Linked DNA regions of Homo sapiens: region 2 is linked to region 1. A link is an interaction called in ENCODE POLR2A ChIA-PET data of the cell type or tissue named here. Cell type or tissue: PC-9. All regions are shown on one strand. Links, peaks and the distances in the headings refer to the core of each region. The heading gives the core; the rest is flanking DNA. Region 1 overlaps CMSS1 (cms1 ribosomal small subunit homolog). Region 2 has its middle 44 kb from the start of TBC1D23.

Region 1 (5,386 bases), core at 214-5,213:
GTGTTTGCGAGAGGAGGGATGCCTGGGAATTAAAAATTACAAAAAAAAAATTCTAACACAGCAGCACAATGAAAGCTAATGGTTTTATCTCGATTTTATACACATATTTTCACAGATTTATGTTCATTCCTTTATTCACTCTTTTCCACTCTCCTCTTTGTCAATTAGTGCTAACTCAGAGAATAAGGCTGTGAGATTTTCCTAGACATAGTAATAATGGCAATTACCATATATTGAGTGCTTACTATGAGCTAGATACTGTGCTATGTGCTGTACGCATCCCTTTCAACCTCTTTGCACAGCTAGATCATTACTTCCAAGTTATAGATGCAACAACTAAGGCTTCGAGAGGTCATATTCGCAGCTTTAAATATAATCTATAAACTGTTATCCAATTTATATTTCTAGCCTACATCTCTTGTGAGCGCCAGATCTGTTTTTACAATTACCTGCATACCATCTCCCCTTGGATATATCACAAGCATCTCAGATCAAACATGTTCCAAACTGAGCTTAGGATCTAGTCCTCTCTACGCCCAGGCTAGACTCTCCTCTAAATGTTCTTAACTTCAGGAAACAGCACCTCATATCAGAAAAATGGAAGTCATCAGAGACACTACTATTCTGCAATGTCACCAAAGCAGAGAGCCACTAGTCCTGTCAGCTCTACCTCCTAAATCTGTTTTGGAGCCATTAACCACTCCATTGACTGCCACCATCATCTCTCACCTGAAAAATGGCACCAGCCTTTTTCACATTGGTTTCCTTCTCTCATCTACTGTGTGATGAGGTACAATAATCAGAGTGATTTAAATACAAATCAAGTTTTTACCTCATTAAAAAAATCTTTCAATGGTTACTCATTGCTCTTAGAAAAGACCAAGATTCTTGCCAGTGCCTATAAGGCCCTGTATAATCTGGCTTCACTACCTCTGTATCTTTCTACTTCCCTCTCTTTCACTGGGCTCTAGTCTAGCTTGACTTTTTTCAGTTCCTCTTTTGTCTCAAGTTCCTTCCTGACTTGGGTTCTTGGAGCAAGCTGTCCTTTAGCCTGTGATGCTCTTGTATACTCTGTTTGGCTAACTCCTACTCATTCTTTGAGCCTCAGCTTACCTATTGTTTCAAAAATAGTTTTCACTGCCCCCCTTGACAGATTACCCCTGTGTTACTTCTTTATACTATGATGTAAATACTTATTTAAATATTTATTTTTCACTGGTTTCCCTAACTAGAATATAAACTTCATTAGGGCAAAGACCATGTCAATCTTGTAAACAACTGCATCGCTTGTGCCCATCACAATGCCTGGCACATAGAAGACGCTCAATCAAAATTTGTTAAATGAATAAACGAGGCAAGTAACTGGCTCAAGGTCACAGGATTTGAACCCAAATCTCAATGTGTCTTGTTCTAAAGCACATTCCCTTTTAAAATCTTGCAAAGCAGGACAGAGTTTGTCATAGAAATATGGTATATACACCCAATGAACTACTAGCTAGCCTTCAAACAGAAGGAAATTCTGTCCTTCCAACAACGTGGATGGAACTGGAGGACATCATGCTAAGTGAAATAAGCTAGGCACAGAAAGACAAGTATGTATGATCTCATTTCTATGTAGAATCTAAAAAGCTGATCTCTATTGCACTGCATAATGACTACAGTTATTCAAAATAACATACTGCATATTTCAAAATTGCTAAAAGGATAGATTTTTAATGTTCTTGTCACAATAAAATAAGTTGGTGAGGTGATGGATATGTTAACTAGCTTGATTGATTCTTTCTATAATGTATACAGAGATTAAAATATCACATTGTATCCCCTAAATATACACAATTTTTTGTCATTTTGTAAAAAAAGTTTTAAAAAATAAATTCAACATATCATAATCACCTTCCAGGGATGTAAATTTCTCAAGTCTCCATGTCCTAACTGACTCAAATGGATGGCTAGTTAGATGGTTAAAAGGAATAAAGTCTGGGAGTATGGTAGGATGGGGTGGAGCCTGTCTCCCACAGCAAATGAGACATAATAAATACCTACTGGCCTGCAAAAGTAGTCAAAAATAGAGAAGTGAGAGTATGGATGAGGGAAAAGAGACCTTAGAGACTGCTGAGCTGCTATAAGCCTCAAGAAAATGAGATTCAAGAACGAAGGAAACAAATATTTAATATAGCTGAAAAGAACAGAGACAGAGAGACTTTCAAAAGACAAAATATAATCTTTCAAAGGGGAATAAAACTTACTGGACATGATTTTCTGCATATATTTTCTCTTTTCCTTACTTGTATGTACAGAGAGCAGATAAGGCACAACACAGTAAAGAATGAAATACTGGATATGCCTGAAGAAAGCCTCTCTGAGCTTTGAGGACTGGGGAGTACTTCTTGTCAATTTGAGACACAGGATACTTGTCTCCATCATTATAATTCAAAAAACATTCCCTGCTCAGGGGGTCTGTCACTGATCTTCACATTGAGGTAAAGAGAGATGAGCAAAGAAGGCTGTGACCAGCACAGGCTATGTTAGCCCTTTATCCCTCTTGTTCTGCGAATGCAGTCATTTTCTTCCACAAACATGTAGGACTTTACATTTTTCCATGATGAATGTGGACTTGTTACATTTGCCCTAGTTGTCAAGGTCTGGGAACTTTGGCTCTATTCCTCTCCTTCAATCCATTTTTTTCTTGAACTGTCCCAGCTTCCCGTAAGAAGTACTCGATTGTTAGGAACTTTAAAACGTGTATTTCTCATGTTGTTGTCCCTTTGTGTGGAAGAAATGGTTATAGCAACTGGGTTATCAGCTATGTGGCAAAAGAAAAGAAAAAAAACCTGTTCTCTATTCCTCCCTCATGTTCTCCATAAAAGGCAATAAAATTCTTCAGTAAATACAGTATCATCTGGCATGGTTGGAATTGTTCTAATTATGTACTCTGGTTAACAATGTCTGAACCATACATGGATTACCAATTTCCAAAGAATTAAAATAAAATACACTTGGTAATAAAATAATACAAGAGCCTGATATGATTTGTCTCTGATTAGTCAAAAGGTGCACAAAGATCTTGTAGCACCGTGAATCACAGTTTAGAGAATTTTATTACATGATGGTGCTCACAGGCTAGCTGACGAAACATCAGATAACAGATTTCACTGTATCTGGTATTGGCTGGTCACAGAGCCAATGTTTTTTTGTTACTGGCTGGTCTTCTTATTAGAATACAAAAAAAAATCAAGTTTATATTGACATTTACAGCACTAAGCTCTGTGACTGGATCATTCTGTTTGTTTAAGAGGAATCTTACAAGCTTGTGGGCTTTAAAAAATTTCAGTGGCTATTGTTTTCATCTACTGCCACAATTTTTGCCCTTTGTAGATCCTTTAATATGTAATAATGACTACATTTAAAGGTCAAATTCCAGAATTTCTATTAATATGACAATGTTTTAGGGATGGATTACGATCCAGAGCTTATGGCAAAATAAAGAGAAAGGGGAGCAGAAGGGGGCATATATGAAATAAAAAGGGACTCAGATCATATAGCTGAAGAAAGAGGAAGGAATGGCAATGGTCCCTGTTCTCACTGTTCCTGAGGTGCAGCCTGTGCCTTTCTATCCTAGTTTTCAGCTGTCATTATTTTTTTAAATCAAATTGTAGTTGGGGTCAGCATGTGATATACTTTCATGTTGAAAGAAGAAAAAGGTGAGATAAATCAAGGCACAACATGAGTTATCCTTTCTCCTGAATTTTACTGTTTAAAAGATCTCTGGTAGGTCTAAAACCATGCTACATAGACATAAAATACCTCCATTTCACTCATAGCCAGGATATCTGCACTTATCCCCCTTCCCCAAACCAAATACATACAAGTAATTCTATTTTCTTGGTAAGGCAATTGTTGATTAATGAATCATCTTTCCTGTAATTTTTATTTTTATTTTTTTTGTAGCCTTAGTTTGGCTAAGTTCCCTGGCATTCCTGTTGAAGTGTGTAATGGAAAATTTGACCTCACATTCTTTGCTTTTTTGTAACATCACAAAACACTGATATAACAGGGCTACTAAAAAGTAGCTTGGAGATGAAGGGATGCACATAAAGAAAAAGCTCAGTGTGGAAAGGAACAAAGACGCAGTAAATCATGTGGAAGGTAAATATTTAGCTTCACAGACCTGAAGTTACATTCATCTTCAAGTGCTTACAGCTTAGGATGTCATAGAGTTTCCATCATAATTTTGCTTTTCTAAAGAGATTACAAACCAGCCATAAAAAGCCATTCTCAAAATTAACTTGGAACACAGGTAGGCCATTTTGTAGATTCCATAGCTTGTTTGAAAAATGGTGATTTAGGGTGGGGCAGGCAGAAGAAAGGTGTCAGGAAGTGATTTCTTGCATTTAGCTATATCTGAGCTGAAATAAAACTTTGGCAGTCACCCTTCTGTGATCACATCCAACTGTCTAAGGAAAATGTAACAGGTCATACAGAGTCAACTTTGGTTAACTGTAAAGCGTGGGATTTGGCAGCAAAGACATACTTCAGGACAGATTTTTCAGCAAAATTCATAGTGGAATACATGAACTCGTTATAAAAACCTTTTTCTTTTTAAAATGAGACTCTCTTCCCTAAGGCAAAGAAACCATTTTTTCAAATGCATAATCCAGGCTCAAGGGACATCTACCCAGCCACTGACAAAGTTTCTCCCTTTGCAGCCCTAATGATCCTACAACCTGAGAAAATGTCAACTTGGCTGTGATGGGAAAAGAGTCCCACATGGCTCCCAGCACCACCCTCTCAAAATGTCACAACCTCTTGGCATAGGACATCCTGTTCAGCCTGTAATAGTCATTCAAATGAAGTGTTTCATGATAACAACACTGGCTTATGTGTGTATTGTCAACCAAGACCGTCCTAAAGGCTGTCAGAATGCATATATAAGGGCCTGTTCAGTCTATTAATCATCTAGATGTGCTGAAAAAAGGAAGGGGGGAAAAAGCAGATGCAGAGAAGTCTGTACAAATCACTACTAGTTACTCAGGCTGCTGGGAAAATGTGCAGATGTTTCTTGATGCTACCTAAACTGTTTCTAAAACCACGGTCACATCTGTGTACTCATCTATATTAAAATGGAATGCTATTATCTGGAACTATACAAATGATTCTCGGGGAGAGAACTTTAATATACTGTTTATGGCCTGGATAAATAGTATTTATTTGAATAATTAATACTTTTTTTAAAAGAGGGAGTTAGATGAGAATTATGCAAATGAAATATGCAAATAAGCCACAAGAGAGAACTCTTTGTTTAATCTTATGTTGTAAGTGGTAAGAGATGGTTACCTGTTCCAGAGATTGTCTTAGGTTCCTACTTCTCACTGGCTTTTGTGGGTGC
Region 2 (5,386 bases), core at 192-5,191, 170 kb before region 1:
TTATTGTGTGGAGATAGTTTTCCTCTTTTTCTAATTTGTTGTGTTGTTGTTGTTTTTAATCATGAAAGAGGTTCAATTTTGTCAAATGCTTTTTCTGCTTCAGTTGAGATGATCACAAACCTGAGCTTTTATAACTAGGAAATGGCTTTAATTCCCAGCCCAAAAAGTTATCGGAAGAGGCCCCAGCAATTTAAAAGTTATAGTTTTGTTTCATGAAACCCTGTTCTCTTCCATGCCTCTTGGTGAATCCAAACACTTGTCAATTGCATCAATCAAACCTAGATATTTTCCTTCCCTGACCTGTCTACTGTATTCTTAAGCCTAGCAGTAACTAACTATAGTATTCCCTTCTTTCTTGCTAACAATTGAAGGAAAAAATAAATCAATTTGGACTAATTAACAAATGGCTAGGAGTCAGGTTTTATGGAATGAATTTACTTTTATTTTGAAAAATCTTACAGTAAAATTGACTTCTTTTTGGTATACAGTTCAAGGAATAAACATGCATAGATTCACGTAACTGCTGCCGCAATCAGGATACAGAACAGTTCTATCACTCCCAAAAAACTCCTGCATGTCATCTCTCTTTATTGTCACATCCTCCTCCTTCCTTGATCCTCTGGCAACCACTAATCTTCTTCTTTCGTCTTTTTGAAAATGTCATATGGTGTGTAATATGTTGTGTCTGTGACTAAAAGCTTAAATGTGACTGATGATTTTGCTAAGAACCATTTTGAGCAACATCCTTCTTGTTCTGCAGAATTGTCCCAAACTGTGAACCTGATATCATCATCATCATGGTAGGAGTTCATAATCAAAGGTTCATAGGTTAGATTGGCCTCACAATACTAGTGTCTAAACTTCTATCTGTCTCTAACTTCTCGATGGAGAAGGGTGTTGGCCAAATTCTAAGGCCAGTGGTTGATGATTGGGATTAAGCTTTTAGCACCTATGCCACAAGAAATAATAGGAAATAAGGTTACCATCTGTGGTACATGGTCATTTCATGACCATCATATGTTATCTATACATGAAGGACAGTGAGGAGGAAATGTAGTAAGCTAAAAACTAAAGGACTGTACAGATATTATTTCAGAGAGATTATAAAGCAACTATCTTTTGCTTCTACTGTAGTGGTCAGTGAATTAATTTTCTTGGTTCGTTGGATGAAACAAATTTAGTAAAGTGGAAATAGTCATATTGTGTCTATTAGAATGCTTTTGACTGCAAGCAGGTAGAATATCTGGCTAAAAGTGACTGAAATAATGAGCTTTATTATCTCACACAAAAAAGACATCCAGAAGTAGGTGGTTCTAGGGCTGAATCAGTGGTCTCAATAATGTCATGAAGAATGAATGAAGCTTTTTTCATCCTCCATTCCACCGTCCTCACATGAAAACGTTTGGTCTCTTACTTGCAAGATGGCTGCTGCAGCTCCAAGTACTGGGTCCTCAGACAATTGCATTGCTATGTAGGAAGCCGGGAGCAGCTCAGGTGACAAGAGAGCTCTTCTCATGTGTGCTTGCTTTTTTTTTTTTCGTCTTGAAGGAAAACTGTTTTCCAAATCCCCCCAACAGACTTAGCGTTATGTCCCATAGTCAGAACTGGGTCCCTTGGTCATTTGTTAACATGAAGGCAAAGTGGGTCTCTAGCATTTAACTGTTATCATGTGACATGGGCTGGGACAGGAGGGATGGAAGGTGAGGAAACTGACTCCTGGAGAGGCAACAGATTTGCCTCACTCCGTTGTGAGGATTAAATGCAGTAATGTGGGTAAAGCACCTCTTATTGGGCTGGCACATAAGGGGCTCAATCCTCATTAATTCTTTTTATTTCATGTTTCCCTTCTCCCCTTCAATTTTCTTTCCTCATTTTTCACGTTTAGGAGAAATACAGAAATTCAAAAGTTTTGCTGACCTTCCCTAGATAAAGGCCCTGCTTGTCTCTCCCACCCTCCTCCTACTTCTTGGAGTTCTGCAGCTCGAGTTTCCACAAACCAATTGGAATCTCCTGGACCTCTCAAAAGTCCCTCACCTTAGACTGAGGAATACATTGTTATGGCTGGTCCATAGATGTCAATTACAGACATAAAACTGAGAAATCCTTATAAAGAAAAAAAAAGAAAACCCATCAGAGTATGTTGTCATTACAATGTTAGCCTCCACTAGAAAATCATCTATTTCAGTGGAGTGAAGCTCTTTTCATACAAAAAAGGAGCAAAAGGCGCCCGCATCTGTGCCTGTCTGTACTGACTGCTGGCTCTGAGCACCATAAGATGTTTCTTGCCATTAGAGCAATGATTTCAATTTTTCCATTCCAACTGTGGTGAAAATGAATAAGAAAACTGAGTCCTGCCTCTGGAAGCAGCATACAGGTTCCACACTAATCAAAAAAGGAAGATTCATTATTAGACAATATTTCACTCCCCAGACTTTGAAAGTTCCTACATTTGTCAGAGTAGCTCTGAATCACTTCACAGCCACCGCAGGATTAGAATGGGGGTATTGTACAAGCCTGACCCTTTGCAGTTAAGTTTTTTTCCCCTTCTAAATGAGCTGCTCTTGCTACTCTCTGAGTCACTGCAATCCAAATCTCATAATTTCATCTCCTTCTCTTCTATCATTTTACCAGAGAGCCATTTAAAGGGGGGGCAGGCATGCAGATTTTATTAAAGGGGCCATAGCACTCCCTAAAATGCATTTAACTAAGAAGTGCCAATGAAATATCGACACTGTCACCAGGTAAAGGAGAATGAAGTTTTTAGGACCTGCTTAGTAGTGATAAATACTTCAAAGGGCCACATTTCTATTTGCCAAACCAAAGCAGATTTAGCAATGGAATCATGAGACCGTCCTAATGAGGGTGACCCTGGGCTGAGTGCCTGAGTGACTCCCGGGCTCTAAGAAACCCCCTTCTCAGACATGGGCTTCCCTTTCTCTCACCCAGTGGAAAAGCCAGCAGAAATCTGCTGTGCAGTCCTATCACTTATGAACATCCAGAGACAACAATGTTGACAACCATAGGCTGTGGCACTGTGCAATTCTGTTGGACACATTGCAAAGGAAAACCACCAGCAGCTGCCCGAAGCTGGTTTTCTCTTATTAAAATTTGGTTAATAAAGCCTGTACCATGAAAGAAACCAGATGAAAAACCAGCCTTCATCAAGGAGGGCTTATTGCAGGCTGGGAAAGATATTGTTTTGTCCAAGTCAGTAGGTTTCTATCAACTTGAACACCTCTGCATGGACTTAGGTGCTCTGGGATAATACGGAGGGAGTTGGAAGACTGCTGCTGTCTTGTGAGAGCATTCCCTTTTCTGTCTTTGGGAGCAGGAGCAGACTGACATACAGGAAACTGAGAGAAACCTGCTTAAGGAGGGTATGGAATCATGCGCAACTGTGTGGGCTGAGTGCAAGTGGATTAAAAAGGACACAAAGGTTGGTGTGAGATGATGAGTGCCTTCCAAACAGGGGCCCAGGTGGCTCATTTTGGTATCCTCAACATTGTGAACTTGTCACACAAGGTAGGGATTTAATAAGTAAATTTCAAGTAAAGGTCAAGTCTACGCTTTCACCTGTAATTTCAACCTGCCCCATTTTATACCTTACTGCATTTGCCCTTGCACTTAAAATATACACCAAAATAAAAGCACCTCAAAACCCCATTGAGTTTCTAACCAGTTACACGCTGACACACACACACTTACACATTCAGAATCTCTCATTCTCGTTGTTCTCTCTCAATCTCACACTCACTTTATATCTCCTCCATCTCCAGCATTGTTGCCAGGAGTTGGAGACAGAGTAGAATAGCACTTACTTTTTTGATTTTTCCAAATTTTCACCAACCAGTTCACAAAAGCACAAGGATGAAGAATTAGAAAAGTGGAGGAAGGACCTGGTGCAGTGGCTCACACCTGTAATTCTAACACTTGGGGAAGTTGAGGCAGAAGGATCACTTGAGCCCAGGAGTTCGAGACCAGCCTAAGCAACATAGAGACACCCCATCTCTACTAAAAAAAAAAAAAAATTTCGCTGGGTATGGTGGTGGATGCCTGTAGTCCCAGCTACTCAGGAGGCTGAGGTGGGAGGATTGTTTGAGCCTGGGAGGTCAAAGCTGCAGTGAGCTATGATCACACCACTGCACTCCAACCTGGGTGACACAGTGAGACTCTGTCTCAAAAAAAAAAAAAATGTGGAGGAAGGAGACAAGCGAGATGATGGGAGAGGGGAAGAGAAGAGAAAGAATAGGTGAGAAAGAAAACCAGAGAAGTTAAGCTTCCCATTGTGGGTAGGGAGTGAATTGTGAATGACAATGCTTTTCCTCTATCAAGGTTAAGGAGGATGGCTCCCAGATTGTACAGCAGAGTGAGAGTCCTGCAAAGATAAACTGCTTTGGATGCACTGACTTGTGGAGAAGGAGAAAAAAGGAGTGGAACAATTTCCATTCTGTCATAAATTCTGGCCATGCATTTTTCTTGAAGAGTTTAGCTTCTCATGGATATGACACGTTTTTGTATAGGTCCTATTCATTAAGCTGACTCTAGCATAAAGTTAAATGACAAATGCTTTGTTGGGAAAATGTTGGACCACTTCATGGATGCAGATGCCTTCTTGGCAGCTGTGATGGTTAATGGTTAATTTTATATGTCAACTTGGCTGGGCCATGGGGCGTCCCGATACTTGGTCAAACATTATTCTGGTTGTTTCTGTGAGGGTATTTTTGGATAAGATTTGCACTTAAATCGGTGGACTTCGGGTACAGCAGATGGCCCTCCATAATGTGGGTGGGCCTCATCCAATCCCCTGAAAGCCTAAATAGAACAAAAGGCTGACCTCAGAGCAAGAGGGAACTCCCCAGCATACTGCCTGTAGACTTCATCTACATCGGCAATTCCTGCTTGTCCAGGAGACTGCCTTGGATTTGAACTGCACCTCTTTCCTGAGAGGCCTCTCCTGTCAGATTTTGGACTTGCCAGCCTCCACAATATCTTAAAATCTATCTATCTATCTATCTATCTATCTATCTATCTATCTATCTATCTATCTATCTATCTAATCTATCTATCCATCTATCATCTTTCTGTCTATCCTGTCCATACACCTGTACACACTTTAGTGATTCTGCTTCTCTGTAGAACTCTGACTAATCCAGCATCCCCTAAGCTGACAAGCAAGGCTAAGATGTAACAAATGTGCTCGTGCCTTTCCTAACCAGCACCGTAACTGAGGAGTGTGGACTAAGAGGCCATGAGCCCAGGATCGTAAGTCAGTGGGCCTAGGTTATGTGTGAGCCTTGTCCCTTCCTAGTGCTCTGCTCTGGATAGATTACCTAAGCTCCAGAAACAATTACTCAGATGACTAAAGCATTGCCAACCTCTGACGTGT

What was found. Peaks named below come from ENCODE experiments on the same cell type or tissue, not always from the same donor. Only the 100,000 strongest peaks of a DNase experiment are listed, where the experiment ranks them.
Region 2: POLR2A ChIA-PET joins it to region 1 with 5 read pairs; 2 of 35 experiments call an interaction of 5 or more read pairs at or near these places.

What each region holds. Positions count from the first base shown.
Region 1 is chr3:100,040,146-100,045,531 of GRCh38, reverse strand. All of the region lies in intron 1 of CMSS1 (cms1 ribosomal small subunit homolog), which reads right to left. All of the region lies in intron 1 of FILIP1L (filamin A interacting protein 1 like), which reads left to right. It overlaps LOC105374010 (a long non-coding RNA gene), which reads right to left. Exons shown (of 5, transcript NR_189163.1): 5 at 4,139-5,386. Among named protein-coding and RNA genes, the nearest start is that of FILIP1L, 72 kb to the left of the region's middle. In PC-9, for the core only: no CTCF peak of the experiment used is centred there; DNase peaks (open chromatin) are centred at 2,681, 3,171 and 3,991; H3K4me3 peaks cover 2,405 bases; H3K27ac peaks cover 3,762 bases.
Region 2 is chr3:100,214,043-100,219,428 of GRCh38, reverse strand. No RefSeq gene overlaps it. Among named protein-coding and RNA genes, the nearest start is that of TBC1D23, 44 kb to the left of the region's middle. In PC-9, for the core only: no CTCF peak of the experiment used is centred there; no DNase peak of the experiment used is centred there.